Linked DNA regions of Homo sapiens: region 2 is linked to region 1. Evidence: read pairs that join two places in POLR2A ChIA-PET (ENCODE). Cell type or tissue: PC-3. All regions are shown on one strand.

Evidence for each region. Peaks named below come from ENCODE experiments on the same cell type or tissue, not always from the same donor. Only the 100,000 strongest peaks of a DNase experiment are listed, where the experiment ranks them.
Region 2: POLR2A ChIA-PET joins it to region 1 with 10 read pairs; 2 of 35 experiments call an interaction of 5 or more read pairs at or near these places.

What each region holds. Positions count from the first base shown.
Region 1 is chr7:73,818,904-73,826,903 of GRCh38, reverse strand. No RefSeq gene overlaps it. Among named protein-coding and RNA genes, the nearest start is that of CLDN4, 8.1 kb to the left of the region's middle. RefSeq lists enhancers at 3,453-4,652, 6,447-7,025. In PC-3, no CTCF peak of the experiment used is centred here; a DNase peak (open chromatin) is centred at 4,163; H3K4me3 peaks cover 382 bases; H3K27ac peaks cover 3,217 bases.
Region 2 is chr7:74,126,188-74,134,187 of GRCh38, reverse strand. No RefSeq gene overlaps it. Among named protein-coding and RNA genes, the nearest start is that of EIF4H, 44 kb to the left of the region's middle. RefSeq lists an enhancer at 338-1,125. In PC-3, no CTCF peak of the experiment used is centred here; a DNase peak (open chromatin) is centred at 327; H3K27ac peaks cover 574 bases.

The sequences.
Region 1 (8,000 bases):
AAATGCTTCATGAGCCAAAAAGCTCAGGACAAAAGCTGGGAAGCTGTGTATCCATAAGCCATCCTACCAGCCCTGTGACCTTGGAGAAGCCAATTCCATCTCTGAGCCCCAACTTCCTCCTTTGTACAATGAGAACACTGGGGCCCACTCCCCAGTCTGAGATACACATGAAATGAGAGAAGGAAGTAAAAATGCTTTGTGAGCCAAAAAGTTTAATAACAAGAGGAGGGAGCAAAGTTCCGTACGCAAAGCAGCTGCTGCGCAGTTCGGATCCTGATCATAACAGGTGGGAGCTAGGACTTTTCAGACCCCTGTCCCCAGAGTTCCAGGGGCTTGGCCAAGTCCCCAGTTGTTTTGTTTTGTTTTGTTTTGTTCTCTTTTTTTGAGACGGAATGTCGCTGTCACCCAGGCTATAGTGCAGTGGTGCAATCTCGGTTCACTGCAACCTCTGCCTCCCAGGTTCAAGCGATTCTCCTGCCTCAGCCTCCCGAGTAGCTGGAACTACAGGTGCTCGCCACTACGCCCAGCTAATTTTTGTAGTTTTAGTAGAGACAGGGTTTCAGCATGTTGGCCAGGCTGGTCCCGAACTTCTAGCCTCAAGTGATCTGCCCTCCTCAGCCTCCCAAAATGCTGGGATTGCAGGCGTGAGCTACCCCGCCTGGCCCCAAGTCCCCAGTTGTAACACACACACATGCAGCTTGCCCTGAGTTCAGCTCCCTGGGAGTCCCTAGCAAAGGGGCAAAAACAAAGTCTCCCTTCTAACCCCAAGCTCCCGCTGGCATCTGAGCCCCAGGGCCAGTGATGGACCACTGTCCTGCAGCCAAAAAGATCTCTGTGAGCTGAGCAGTCTAGCTCCCAGAGCCCGTACTCCACGTCTTCTGGGAACAGGAAGACTAAAGCCAGGGAAGCCAGTGTATATTAAATTGATTCCTAGGGCGGACACAGTGGCTCACACCTGTAATCCCAGCACTTTAGGAAGCTGAGGTGGAAGGATCACTTGGGCCAAGAGTTCTAGACCAGCCTGGCCAACATGGTGAAACCCCGTCTATACTAAAAATTAGCTGGGCATGGTGGCGTGTGCCTGTGGTCGGGAGCTGCTCGGGAGACTGAGGTGGGAGAATCGCTTGAACCCAGGAGGCAGAGGTTGCAGTGAGCTGAGATCACACCACTGCACTCCAGCCTGAGCGACAGACCAAGATCCTGTCTCTTAAAAAATAAAAAACAGTAGGCCGGGCACGGTGGCTCACGCCTGTAATCCCAGCACTTTGGGAGGCGGAGGTGGGCGGATCACGAGGTCAGGAGATTGAGACCATCCTGGCTAACATGGTGAAACCCCATCTCTACTCAAAATACAAAAAATTAGTCGGGCATGGTGGTGGGCACCTGTAGTCCCAGCTACTTGGGAGGCTGAGGCAGGAGAACAGCGTGAACCTGGGAGGCGGAGCTTGCAGTGAGCCGAGATCACGCCACTGCACTCCAGCCTGGGAGGCAGAGTGAGACTCCAACTCAAAAAATAAAAAATAGTAAAGGATGGAATTTTTTTCTTTCTTTAGGCAACAAGATCCTATTTCTTTCTGAAGTCCTTGAGCTCAGATTGGAGTCCTGGCACCAGGCTGAACAGGAGAGTCCCTGGCCCTCAGCCTGACCGCCCACACCAGCGGACCATCCACCCCCTCGGCCTGGTGCTGGGTGATGGCAGGCCTGGCTGACCAGTCTGGCGAGACTGGCTGAGCGGGTGCTGCCCCCAGGTTGGGCACCACGTGGGCCGTGGGTGGGGGCGGTGGCCACCTCTGGGGTTTCTTCTAAGGAAGAGAAGAAAGACCATACTGATGCCTCCTGGCTGGAGTCCCAGGGTCTGGCACTTCTGGTGGCAAGGATGGGGAGAGGGGCTGAGCAAAGGGAGGGGACTCGGTGAGAGAGCTTAGTTAGAGAGACTCAGAAGAGATGACTGTGTGAAGGGGAGGAGGCTTACACAGGGGACAGGACTTAGAGGACCGTTGTTAAATTACTTTACCCCAAATCGGTGCATCGATTTCAGTTTATGTCTGTCAGTTTCAAAACACCTGGCCAGGCATGGTGGCTCATGCCTGTAATCCCAGCACTTTGGGAGGCTGAGGCAGGAGGATTACTTGAGGCCAGGAATTCAAGACCTACCTGGGCAACATAGTGAGACCCTTTTTCAAAAACAAATTTTTTTTTTTAATTAGCCAGGCATGGTCGCATACACCTGTAAATCCCAGCTATTCGGGAGGCTGAGGCAGGAAGATCACTTAAACCCAGGAGTTGGAGGCTACAGCGAGCCATGATCATGCCACTGCACTCCAACCTGGGTGACAGAGCAAGACCTCATCTCTAATAAATAAATAATTAGCAAGCCCGTATTTACCGTGACCTTCAGCATTCCCACCATCCTACCCAGCTGTCCAGCCCTTCACAGGCCATTCCCCCACTTCACAGGGAGGTCCATAAACCCTCCTTCCCACCCACCTCCCCGACTCCCTCCGGCTCCCGCCTCCTCACTTCAGGGCAGTCCTGTCTCTACTGGATTTTACTCCAATTTCCCAGAGGCGAGGGAGGAAGAGGACCTAAGGGCGGTGGAATTCCTGAAGACCCTCTAATCTGATGGAGGAGTCAATCCTCTCCAGCCCCACCCCTCCCTCTCCCCATTCAGGGCAGCCTCCTCCTGCCAGGCACCTCTGCCCTGGCCTCTCAGGGAGCAAGCCAGCCAGTAAACCATGTTTTGAGCACCTGCTTCGGGGCCAGGCACTAACCTAAATGCCTTCGGATAACATTGAATAACAGGAAGTCATTTTATCTCACTGCAAAACAGTGCAGGGGCATCATTGTTGTTCTCTTGTTTTTGTTTTTAAGACATGAAGTCTCGCTCTGTCACCCAGGCTACAGTGCAGTGGCACAGTCGTAGCTCACTGAAGCCTCAAACTCCTGGGCTCAAGAAAACCTCCACCTTCAGCCTCTGGTGTAGCTGGGACTACAGGTGTGCACCACCACACCCAGCTAACTTCTTATTTTTTTGTAGAGACAGGTTCTCCCGATGATGCCCAGGCTGGTCTCGAACTCCTGGCCTCAAGAAGTGATCCTCCTGCCTCAGCCTTCCAAAGTGCTGGGATTGCAGGTGTGACCATGCCTAGCCCATTCCCATCTTAGAGATGAGAAAACTAAGGCTCTGGGAACTGATGTGACATTCCAGGGCCACCAGAATAATGGCAAGACTGGTATCCACACCCTGCCTAATGTCTGATTCTGGGGCTCATCCTCTACCCCTACTCTCCTATTTATTACTCTTCGTCTTTTTTTATTCCTTCATTCTTTCTGGAAGGACATGCTGAGCGCACTGGGCCAGGCCCAGGGCTGGCATGGAGCTCATCAGGGTGTAATCAGGCCAGCCTGAATTTAAATAAACAGCTCCCACGCAGGGAAAACAAGCTCTGTGTGAGCACTGGAGAGTGAAAAATCAACTCTACCTGGGGCACACCAGGCAGGATTCCTGGAGGAGGTGGCAGGTGGAGAGGAGACCTGAAGGGTGAGTAAAAGCTTAGAGACCTATGAAGAGGAGAGAGCTCTCGCAAAAGGAGAGTAGCAGGGACAAAAACGGGTGTGTGTGTGGGGAGGAAGTATCTGTGGAAAACTCAACTTGAGGAGTCGGAAGCCAGACAGGTGAGGGAATAGGGCTGGAAAGTAAGTTGGGAGCATCGGTGTGGGCCTCAAGGGCGCAACCCAGGAGCTTGGGTTAATTGGAGGGAGAGTCAGGAGGGTGGCCTTGCTGTGGGCTGGGTGATGGAGGACAGAGGAGGTAGGGCTTCACTGGGAGGGTGTCCCTGTCTCAGGACCAACCAGGACTCCCAGAGAAGCCCCCCTGGTCCCAGGCCAGGACAGGTCTTGTCACCAGTAGGCAGAGCAAGGAGCTGGGATCGTCCTATCCTGCTTCCTCTTGGAATATCGGAGGATGCCAGAACACAGAACCCAGAAGCCGGGCACACCCCTGAGGATGACGGTTTACAGAGAAGCTGTCTGCTTCTGTGACACACCAAGAGGCTGAGAGAAACCCGCACGCTGACCAGGAGACTCCTAGGTCGGCAGCCCATGAGTCAGCAGTGACAGAGCCAGGGACAAAACCAAGGAATCCGGGATCATCAGCACCATCTCACCCCATTTCGGGGTGACTCAGAGATCGTATTATCCCTCCCGGCACAGAGGCCCCAGGCCTGGCCTCTCTCCTGCCCTGTGTCCCCGCCCCATCTCTCCCACGTCTCCCAGCATGGATGGGTGGACACCAGCCACGCCCTCTCCTGTCACACACAGATACTAATCTCTTGCCTTCTCAGAGCCCAAGAAGTCCAGCTGCCAGATCTTTGCCCTATTGCCAGGTGTACCTACTGACCCAGCCCTGCCGGAGCCCTCATTCCCTGCCAGCTCCCATGTCTGGATCATCTCAGGCCCCTGGAAGGGCACACCCCTCTCTGACCTGTCCCCTCCCCTGGGGAGCAGGAGGCAGGGTGGGGCCAGGAGCAGCCACACTGGTGATTAGGTTTGAGCTTTGTAATTTTTCAATTTTTTTTTTTTTTTTTTGAGGCAGAGTCTTACTCTGTCACCCAGCCTGGAGTGCAATGGCGCGATCTCCACTCACTGCAAGCTCCACCTCCCAGGTTCAAGCGATCCTCCTGCCTCAGCCTCCAGAGTAGCTGGGACTACAGACGCCCGCCACCATGCCCGGCTAATTTTTGTATTTTTAGTAGAGACAGGGTTTCGCCATGTTGGCCAGGCTGGTCTCAAAATCCTGACCTCAAGTGATCCACCCGCCTTAGCCTCCCAAAGTGCTGGGATTACAGGCGTAAGCCACCACGCTCAACTCAATGCTCTTTTTATATCAGGGCGTAAGCATTGTGGCTTGAGCTTTTGAAGTGTGCTTCAGCGCTCACCCACAGCACTCATCTCCCACCTCTTTTCCTCCCTCCCTCCCTCCCTTTATGCTTTCTTGCTTCTCTCCAACTGAGCAGGGGGAGTGTGGATGCCCAGGGGCCTGCCAGCTGCCACCCAGTTGGTGTCACTACCCCCCCAGCATCAGTCTCCATCCCCATGTCCCCATACAGGCTGGCTCTCCTCACCCACATCCGTGCAACAAGCATCCATGTTTATTTTCTTTCAGTCAATTTCATTCCCATTCTTTGCCATCTCAGCAGGCTGGCAGAGAACTCACAGTCAGTCCTTCCTGTAGCTCCCACTCTGACCTGGATATATGCGGTCCCAGGACATCAGGAAGGGAAGGCCCTCACTTGTCCCATCAGCCATTGCCAAGCTTTGGCTGCCATAAAAACCTCCAGGCTTCAGTTTGTGTGATGTCTTCAGGGCCTGGGGCTCACTGGCCTTGCAGTCACACTGAGGAATCAGAAATCACTGGTGGGACCAGACGAGGTGGCTCACGCCTGTAATCCCAGCACTTTGGGAGGTCCAGGTGAGAGAATCACTTAAGGTCAGGAGTTCCAGACCACCCTGGGCAACATAGCAAGACCCTGTCTCTACAAAAAAAAAAAAACAATTTTTTTAAAGATTTTAGGCCGGACGTGGTGCCACACAACTGTAATCCCAGCACTTTGGGAGGCCCAGGTTGGTGGGTCACTTGAGGTCAGGAGTTCGAGACCAACCTGGCCAACGTGGCGAAACCCCGTTGCTACTAAAAGTACAAAAATTAGCTGGGCGTGGTGGCATATGCCTGTAGTCCCAGCTACTTGGGAGGCTGAGGTGGGAGAATTGCTTGAATCCAGGAGGCGGAGGTTGCAGTGAGCCAAGATCACGCCACTGCACTCCAGCCTGGGCAACAGAGGGAGACTCCGTCACAAAAACAAACCAACCAACCAACAAAAAATTAAAATAGTTGTTATTGGGGTCTTTGTGAATAAAACAAAAATAAAATGGAGGCCGGGTGTGATGGCTCATGCATGTAATCCCAGCGCTTTAGGAGGCCGAGGTGGGCAGATCACAAGGTCAGAAGTTAGAGACCAGCCTGGCCAACATGGTGAAACCCTGTCTCTACCAAAAATACAAAAAATTAGCGGGGCATAGTGGAAGGCACCTGTAATCCCAGCTACTCAGGAGGCTGAGGCAGGAGAATCACTTAAACCCGGAGGCAGAGGTTGCACTGAGCTGAGACTGCACCACTGTGCTCCAGCCTGGGCAACAGAGCGAGATTCTGTCTCAAAAAAATAAAATAAAATGGAAAAAAAAAGAAGAAACAAAAAAATCTGTAATCCCAGCACTTTGGGAGGCCAAGGCGGGTGGATCACCTGAAGTCAGGAGTTCAAGACCAGCCTGGCCAAATGGTGAAACCCCATCTCTACTAAAAATACAAAAATTAGCTGGGCATGGTGGCGCACGCCTGTAATCCCAGCTACTCGGGAGGCTGAAGCAGGAGAATTGCTTAAACCCAGGAGGCGGGGGTTGCAGTGAGCCGAGATCGGGCCACTGCATTCCAGCCTGGGCGACGAGCAAAACTCTGCCTGAAAAAAAAAAAAGTGTTTTTTTTAGTTTAAAAGAAGTTTTTAAACTCCAAAAAATGTATGCAGATACTTCTGCCCTCATGGCGGGGAGAATAACATGAGTATGGGCTGTACAGGGTGACTTCGTTCCAAGGGGTGCAGCACAGGAAGGGTAACATTACAGCGGAGAAAGCTGGCAATCACTGCCCCAGCCAGGAGATCAAAGTCAACATCAGTAGTTATTTGTCATGCTAATAATCTATACTCGTGATAGAATGTAAAGCAAATGGCACTTTACCTGTGATCTTTCTCCTAAAAACCCATAATCCTAATCTAATCATGAGAAAAACATCAGACAAATCCCAAGACAGGAGCATCTGCGATATAGCTGACCAGCACTCCTAAAACCTGAAGATCGTCATAACAAGGAAAGGCTGAGACACTGTGGCAGCCAAGAGGAGCCGTCGTTACGTGATGACTAAATGTCACCTGGTGTCCTGGGTGGGCTCCTGAAGCAGAAACAGAACACTGGGGAAGAGCCATAGAAATCAATATATGTAAACGAATGCAAATATGTGTAAATAAATGTAAATAGTATGTAAGTAAGTGTAAATTGTATGTAAATAAATGTGATATGGGATCCCAGATGAGATCCTGGAACAGAAAAAGACCATTAGATAAAAAACTGTGTGGCTGGGCAAGGTGGCTTACGCCTGTAATCCCAGCACTTTGGGAGGCTGAGGAGGGAGGATCACTTGAGGTCAGGAGCTCGAGACCAGCCTGGGCAACATGGTGAAACCCCGTCTCTACTAAAAGTACAAACATTAGCCAGATGTGGTGGCGGGTGCCTGCAGTCCCAGCTACTCGAGAGGCTGAGGCAGGAGGATTGCTTGAACCCGGGAGGCGGAGGTTGCAGTGAACTAAGATCACACCACTGCACTCTAGTCTGGGTGACCGAGCCAGACTCTGTCAAAAATAAATAAATAAATAAACAAAAAAACCTGTGGCAATCCATATAAAGCATACACTTCAGTTAATAACATTGTATCAATATTGATATCAACATTGGTTCATTAACTGAAACAAATAGGCAGTATTAATGTAAGATTTTAATAGTAGGAGAAAGTGTGGGGATACACAGAACTCTGTATGATCCTCTCAATTTTTCTATAAATCTGAAACTGTTCTTAAAAATAAAGCCTGTAGGCCAGGCCCAGTGGCTCACGCCTCTAATCCCAGCACTTTGGGAGGCTGAGGCAGGCAGACCACCTGAGGTCAGGAGTTCGAGACCAGCCTGGCCAGCATGGTGAAACCCCGTCTCTACTTAAAATACAAAAAAAATTAGCCAGGCGTGGTGGCAGGCATCTGTAATCCCAGCTACTCAGGAGGCTGGGGCAGAAGAATTGCTTGAAACTGGGAGGCGGAGGTTGCAGTGAGCCGAGATTGTACCACTGCACTCCAGCCTGGGCAACAGAGCGAGACCTGATCTCAAAATAATAAATAAATAAA
Region 2 (8,000 bases), 310 kb before region 1:
GCGATCCTGGCTCACTGCAACTTCTGCCTCCCGAGTTCAAGCAATTCTCTTGCCTCAGCCTCCTGAGTAGCTGGGAGTACAGGTGCCTGCCACCATGTCTGGGTAATTTTTGTATTTTTGGTAGAGACAGGGTTTCACCATGTTGGCCAGGCTGGTCTTGATCTCCTGGCATCAAGTGATTTGCCCGCCTCAGCCTCCCAGAATGCTGGGATTACAGGAGTGAGCCACTGTGCCCTGTCAGCATCCTGTTTTATCAGCAGGGTCTTTGTGACCCGTATCTTGTGATACCAGTCCTGCCAACCTTCTGTCTCATCCTGTGAATAAGAATGTCTCACCTACTGGGAATGCAGCCCAGCAGGTCTCAGCCTCATCTTACCCAGCCCCTATTCAAGATAGAGTCACTCTTTTTCAAATGCTTCCTTCCAAAAACAAAGGATAACAGGCTGGGCGCAGTGGCTCATGTCTGTAATCCCAGCAGTTTGGGAGGCTGAGGTGGGCAGATCACTTGAGGTCAAGAGTTTGAAACCAGCCTGGCCAACATGGTGAAACCCCGTCTCTACTAAAAATACAAAAATTAGCTAGGGGTGGTGGCACATGCCGATAATCCCAGCTACTCGGGAGGCTGAAGCAGGAGAATCACTTGAGCCCAGGAGGCGGAGGTTGCAGCGAGCCGAGATGCCATCACTCTACTGCAGCCTGTCCAGCAGAGTGAGACTCTGTCTCAAACACACACACACACACACACACACACACACACACACACACACACACACACCACAAAGGATAACAGGAGACAGGAAAATTAGAGGACCATCTGAATCTTAATGTTTTCAAGGTGATTGCAAAAAAAAAGGGGAGAGACAAAGAAGATATGAAGTATTCTGTAAAATGTAAAAAAAAAAAGTCTAAGACCTCAGTAGAGAAAATTATGAAATATTTGTTCACAAAACTTATGCATTTTTTTTTTTGAGACGTAGTTTCGCTCTTGTTGCCCAGGCTGGAATGCAATGGCACAATCTCATCTCTCTGCAACTTTCGCCTCCCGGGTTCATTGATTCTCCTGCCTCAGCCTCCTGAGTAGCTGGGATTACAGGCATGCACTACCACACCCGTCTAATTTTGTATTTTTAGTAGAGATGGGGTTTCACCATGTTGGCCAGGCTGGTCTCGAACTTCTGACCTCAGGTGATCCACCAGCCTCGGCCTCTCAAAGTGCTGGGATTACAGGTGTGAGCCACTGTGCCTGGCCTTCCCGTCTCTCTTTTTTAGTATATCTGCTGCCAAAGGGAGCACCCGTCTCTCTTTTTAAAAAAAAAGAAGGAAGGGGCCGGGCGCGGTGGCTCACGCTCACGCCTGTAATCCCAGCACTTTGGGAGGCCGAGGTGGGCGGATCATGAGGTCAGGAGATCGAGACCATCCTGGCTAACACGGTGAAACCCTGTCTCTACTGAAAATACAAAAAATTAGCTGGGCGTGGTGGCGGGCGCCTGTAGTCCCAGCTACTCAGGAGGCTGAGGCCGGATAATCGATTTAACTTGGGAGGTGGAGCTTGTAGTGAGCTGAGGTCCCGCCACTGCACTCCAGCCTGGGCGACAGAGCAAGACTCCGTCTCAAAAAAAAAAAAAAAAAAAAAAAAAAGGAAGGGAGGGCGGGAAGGAGGAAGGGAGGAAGGGAGGGAGGAAGGGAGGGAGGAAGGCAGGCAGAAGATCTGAAGAAACATGAGTGGCCACTAAACACGTAAAGATGCTCAACTATAGAGGAAATCAGGGAAACTCAAATTAGTACCACAGTAAGATACTGTATTGTACCTGTTAGTCTGTAAAAAATTAAAAAGATCTGGACAACGAAGAATCTGATATACTGCAAGTGAGACCATAAATCACTAGAACTGCTTTGAGAAACAATTTGGCACTTTTCTTCCTTTCTTTTCTTTTCTTTTTTTTTTTTTTTTTTTTTTTTTTCATGAGACAGGGTCTGGCTCTGTCACCCAGGCTGCAGCACAGTGGTGCAATCATAGCTTACTAGCTTACTGTAGCCTTGAACTCCTGGGCTCAAGCAATCCTCCTGCCTCAGCTTCCCAAAGTACTGGGATTACAGATGTAAGTCACCTTACCTGGCCTTTTTCTTTTTTCTTTGTTTTTGAGCTGGAGTCTTGCTCTGTTGCCCAGGCTGGAGTGCAGTGGAGCAATCTTGGTTCACTGCAACCTCCGACTCCTGGGTTCAAGTGATCCTCCTGCCTCAGGCTCCTGAGTAGCTGGAATTACAGTGATCCGTCCCAAAGTGCTGGGATTACGGGCATGAACCTCCGCACCTGGCCTTTTTTTTTTTTTAAATTTATAGAGGAAAAGGCTGGTCGAGGTGGTGTGGTGGCTCACTCCTGTAATCCCAGTACTTTGGGAGGCCGAAGCAGGCAGATCACTTGAGGCCAGGAGTTTGAGACCAGCCTGGCCAACATGGTGAAACCCCGTCTCTACAAAAAATACAAAAATTAGCCAGGTGGTGGCTGGTGCCTGTAATCCTAGCTACTCGGGAGGCTGAGGCAGGAGAATCGCTTGAACTCAGGAGGTGGAGGTTGCAGTGAGCTAAGATTGTACCACTGCACTCCAGACTGGGTGACAGAGTGAAACTCTGTCTCAAAAAAATAAAAAATAGTATAATTTAAATCCCCAAATAGGATAATTGACTTTTTTTTTTCTGTGCCACCACGCCTGTCTAATTTTTGTATTTTTAGTACAGACGGGGGTTTCACTATGTTGGCCAGGCTGGTCTCGAACTTCTGACCTCAGGTGATCCACCTGCCTTGGCCTCCTAAAGTGCTGGGATTACAGGCGTGAAGCACCAAGCCCAGCTGAGTTTGGAGCTTTAAACAAAAGAGATCCACCAGCATAAGCCCTAGTCGAATGATCTATTGATCATTAAGTGTTGCCCTGTTTATGGAAGATTTACCAATACTTGAAAAACGACTTTAATTTGGTATTGGAGCTTCTTTTTTTTTTTTTTTTCCTGAGACAGAGTCTCGCTCTGTCGCCTGGGCTGGAGTGCAGTAGCGCGATCTTGGCTTACTGCAACCTCCGCCTCCCAGGTTCAAGTGACTCTCCTGCCTCAGCCTCCCGAGTACCTGGGATTACAGGCGCACGCCTCTATGCTGAGCTAATTTTTATTGTATTTTTAGTAGAGACGGGGTTTCACCATGTTGGCCAGGCTGGTCTCGAACTCCTGACCTTGTGATTCGCCTGCCTCGGCCTCCCAAAGTGCTGGGATTACAGGCGTGAGCCACCGTGCCCGGCCTGGAACTTCTTAAAGTAGAGTTTTGAAGTTTTTTGTGAGCAGTTTTGGACCAATCCCAGAAGGAAACGTAGCATATTTTATATGCACATGATTTCTCTACTGTGTTAACTCTGCAGCTTTTAAAACATTTTTATTTTTAGAGACAGGGTCTTGCCATGTTGTCCATGCTGGTCTCAAACTCCTGAGCTCAGCAATTTGCTGGTCTCAGCCCCACAAAGTGCTGGGATTACAGTCATGAGCCAGTGTGCCCGGCCAAGAAATTATATAATTTTTTAAAAGCCATATTAATTTGTGTAAAACAACTGACTCTGTTATAAACTGTCATGAAAAGCCTTCATAATTGATTTAGTATTTAGGTGGTGCTTTTGCAGTGGAAATTATGATTAAAGTCATATATGACTCCAACAAAAACATAGTTTTATTGTATTACAAAGTACTGTATTGATTTGCCAAAATTTTATAATTTGGAAAAGGTATTACCTTCTTTAGATCCGTATTTCTAAAACACTGTATGATTTACAATGCTATATTCTAGGCTGATTATATTAACTGAAAAATATTACCTAAATATTGCTGCACTCTAAATTTAAACAGAGGAACCATTGTTCACCTCTTTTATAGCGTTTTTTATTTGCTAACCTCATAAAATTTCTATGTGTCAAAATCACACTTCTATAATTGCCAAAGCATGAGCTATTAGATTATTTGAATGTAATTGGGTTTTGAAGTAATTGTGACCACAAAACATTCTTATAAAAGGAGCTTTGTACATTATGTAACTTATAAATCAACTACAGCATGAATTCCAGGTGCTTAATGCTTTTAATAATATGATGTCACAGCCAGGGGAAAAACTCTATGTACACTAATCACTAAAAGCACTGCAGTGGTTTTTATTTATAGGAAATCATTATTTCCGATTACTGAAGGTCAGGTGCTATCTTAAAAACAATGTAGTAAATGAATTTTGTTTCACATTTCAGGGCAAGTAATTGTCAGCCATTAAATGGTACTTTTGAAGCCGGGCGCAGTGGCTCACACGCCTGTAATTGCGGCACTTGGGAGGCTGAGGTGGGTTGATCACCTGAGGTCAGGGGTTCGAGACCAGCCTGGCCAACATGATGAAACCGCGTCTCTACTAAAAATATAAAAATTAGCTGGGCGTGGTGTGCACATCTCAATTCCAGCTACTCAGGAGGCTGAGGCATGAGAATCGCTTGAACCCAGGAGGTGGTTGTTGCAGTGAGCCAAGATTGTGCCACTGCACTCCAGCCTGGGAAACAGAGCAAGATCCTTTCTCAAAAAAAAAATTACCCAGTTTCAGGTATTTCTTCTTCTTCCTCCTTCCTCCTTCCTTCCCCTTCTCCTTCTCCCCCTCCTCCTCCTCCTTCTTCCTTTTTTTTTTTTTTTTTTTTGAGACAGAGCCTTGCTCTTTCACCCAGGCTGGAGTGCAGTGGTGCAATCTAGGCTCACTGCCACCTCTGCCTACCAGGTTCAAGTGATCCTCTTGCCTCGGCCTCCCAAGTAGCTGGAACTACAGGCACACACCACCACACCTGGCTAATTTTTGTATTTTTAGCAGAGGCGGGGTTTCGCCATGTTGGCCAGGCTGGTCTTGAACTCCTGACCTCAATTGATCCACCTGCCTCGAGCTCCCAAAGTGCTGGGATTACAGGTGTGAGCCACCATGCCTGGCCTGAGAGACTTAATATTATTACGATGTCAATATTCCAATACTCCCCAGTTCACATATAGACATAAACCAATCCCTGTCAAAATCCTCAGCTGGACCGGGAACAGTGACTCATGCCTGTAATTCCAGTGCTGTGGGAGGCTGAGGCAGGAGGATCACTTGAGGCCAGGAGTTCGAGACCAGCCTGGCCAACATGGTGAAACCCCATCTCTACTAAAAATATGAAAAATTAGCCGGGCATGGTGGCAGGCGCCCATGCCCACCAGCTACTCGGGAGGCTGAGGGAGGAGAATCGCTTGAACCCAGGAGGCAGAGGTTGCAGTGAGGCGAGGTTGCGCCACTGCACTCCAGCCTGGGCGACAGAGTGAGAGTCCATCTCAAAAAAAAAAAGAGATCAGCCTGGTTGGGCAGGAGTTTGAGACCATGTCGCTACAAAAATTAAAAAATTAGCAGGGCATGGTGGCATGTGTCTGTATTCCCTGGTACTCAGGAGGCTGAGATGAGAGGATCACTTGAGCCTAGGGGTTCCAGGCTGCAGTGAGCTAGGAGTTGTGCCACTGCACTCCAGTCTGGGTGACAGAATGACATCTTGTGTCTAAACAAACAAATCCCCAGCTGGCTTGTTTTCAGAAATTGACAAGCTCATCCTAAAAATTCATGTGGAGGCTGGGCATGGTGGCTCACATCTATAATCCCAGCACTTTGGGAGCCTGAGGTGGGTGGATCACTTGAGGCAAGGAGTTTGAGACCAGCCTGGACAACATGGTGAAACCCCATCTCTACTAAAAACACAAAAATTAGCATGGTGGTGCATGCCTCTAGTCCCAGCTACTTGGGAGGCTAAGTTGGGAGAATTGCTTGAACCTGGGAGGCAGAGGTTGCAGTGAGCTGAGATCTTGGCACTTAAAAAAAAAAAATTCTTGTGGAAATTCAAGGGACTTCAAATAGCCAAAACAGTCTAGAAAAAGAAAAACAAAGTTGGAAGGCTCACATTTCTCAACTTCAAAAGTTACAACAAAGCTACAATAATGAAGACAATTAGTACCGATACAGGCATATAGCTAAGCCCCCAAATTGTGGATTAGCCTGGGAGGGTTTTTGGTTTCACTCAAAGAATTCAAGGGTAAGCTGGTGGTGTTACACAGCAATCTTTTATTGAACCAGAGCTGCTCCTTGCAAAGCAGGAGTTAATTCATAAGCAATGCACCCAGAGCTGCGCTTGTGGTAATTTTTTTCTTTTTTTTTGAGACGGAGTCTCGCTCTGTCGCTCAGGCTGGAGTGCAATAGCGCAGTCTCGGCTCACTGTAACCTCTGCCTCCCAGGTTCAAGTGATTCTCCCGCCTCAGCCTCCCAAGTAGGTGGGATTACAGGAGTGGGCCACCACGCCCAGCTTATTTTTGTATTTTTTGGTAAAGACAGGGTTTTGCCAAGTTGGCCAGGCTGGTCTCAAACTCCTGGCCTCAAGGGATCCTGTCTTGGCCTCCCACAATGTTGGGATTACAGGTGTGATCCACTGCACCTGGCCTCTTTTCTTTTTTTGAGATGGCGTCTTACTCTGTTGCCCAGGCTGGAGTGCAATGGTACAATCTGGCTCATTGTAGCCTTGACCTTCTGGGCTCAACCAATCCTCCTGCCTTGGCCTCCCAAATAGCTGGGACCACAGGTGTGTGCCACCATACCCAGCTAATTTCTTTCTTTCTTTTTTTTTTTTTTTTTTTTGAGATGGAGTCTTGCTTTGTCACCCAGGCTGGAGTACAGTGGCACGATCTTGGCTCACTGCAACCTCCGCCTCCCAGGTTGAAGCAATTCTCCTGCCTCAGCCTCCTGAGTAGCTGGGATTACAGGCGCCCGCCACCGTGCCTGGCTAATTTTTGTATTTTTAGTAGAGACAGGGTTTCACCATCTTGGCCAGGCTGGTCTCGAACTCCTGACCTCGTGATCCGCCTGCCTCAGCCTCCCAAAGTGCTGGGATTACAGGCGTGAGCCACCACGCCCGGCCTAAATTCTTCTTCTTTTTTTTTTTTTTTTTTAGTAGAGATGGCGTCTCCCTACATTGCCCAGGCTGGCTTGAACTTCTGGGCTCAAGGGATCCTCCTGCCTCAGACTTCCAAAGTGCTGGGATTACAGGCGTGAGCCACCACACCCGGCCCCTAGTGGCACTTTTCTTTTCTTTCTTGGGATATTCATTCTGGAGGCTGCTGTGGGGACTCTGAAGTAGCCCTATGGAGAGGCCCATGGGATAAACTGAGGCCTCCTACCAGTGAAACCGTGCCCCAAAGAGTTAAAGAAACCAGTGACTAGCAGAAATTTTCCAGTTTGCAGGATGGCAGATAAAAAAAGAAACGACTTGCAGAAATGCTGAAATTCATCTGCTGGTGGGATTAACACGCTGGCTGAAATAGATTGGGACCAATATGGCCAACTGCAGTTTGCACAGAACAAGCTTGCTGATGTCACAGCCCGAATTTCCAGTGCATGTTACATACTAACCACCCCCGGAATTTGCACATGCCCCCCATGAGATAACATGAAGAGGGAACTGCGCATGCCTGAGCACTTTCCAGGCCTCCCCTTTGCTTCCGCCAATCACCTAATATCAGAATCCACCCCCTAAACCTTTCCTAATAAAATTACCGCCTTAAAGCCAGCACAGGGGGACAGATTTGAGCTAGACTTCTGTCTCCTTACTGGTTGACTTGCAATAAAGCTATTCTTTTCTGAAAAGCCTGGCGTCAGCTGGGCATGGTGGCTCATGACTGTAAGCCTAGCACTTTGGGAGGTCGAGGCAGGAGGATCACTTGAGCCTTGGAGTTCAAGACCAGCCGGGACAACATAGTGAGACCCCAACTTTAAAAACAAAAAAAACGGCCAGTCATGGTTGCCTGCACCTGTAATCCCAGCACTTTGAGAGGCTGAGGCAGGTGGATCACTTGAGGTCGGGAGTTTGAGACCAGTCTGGCCAACATAGTGAAACCCTGTCTCTACTAAAGGTACAAAAATTAGCCAGGCATGGTGGTGC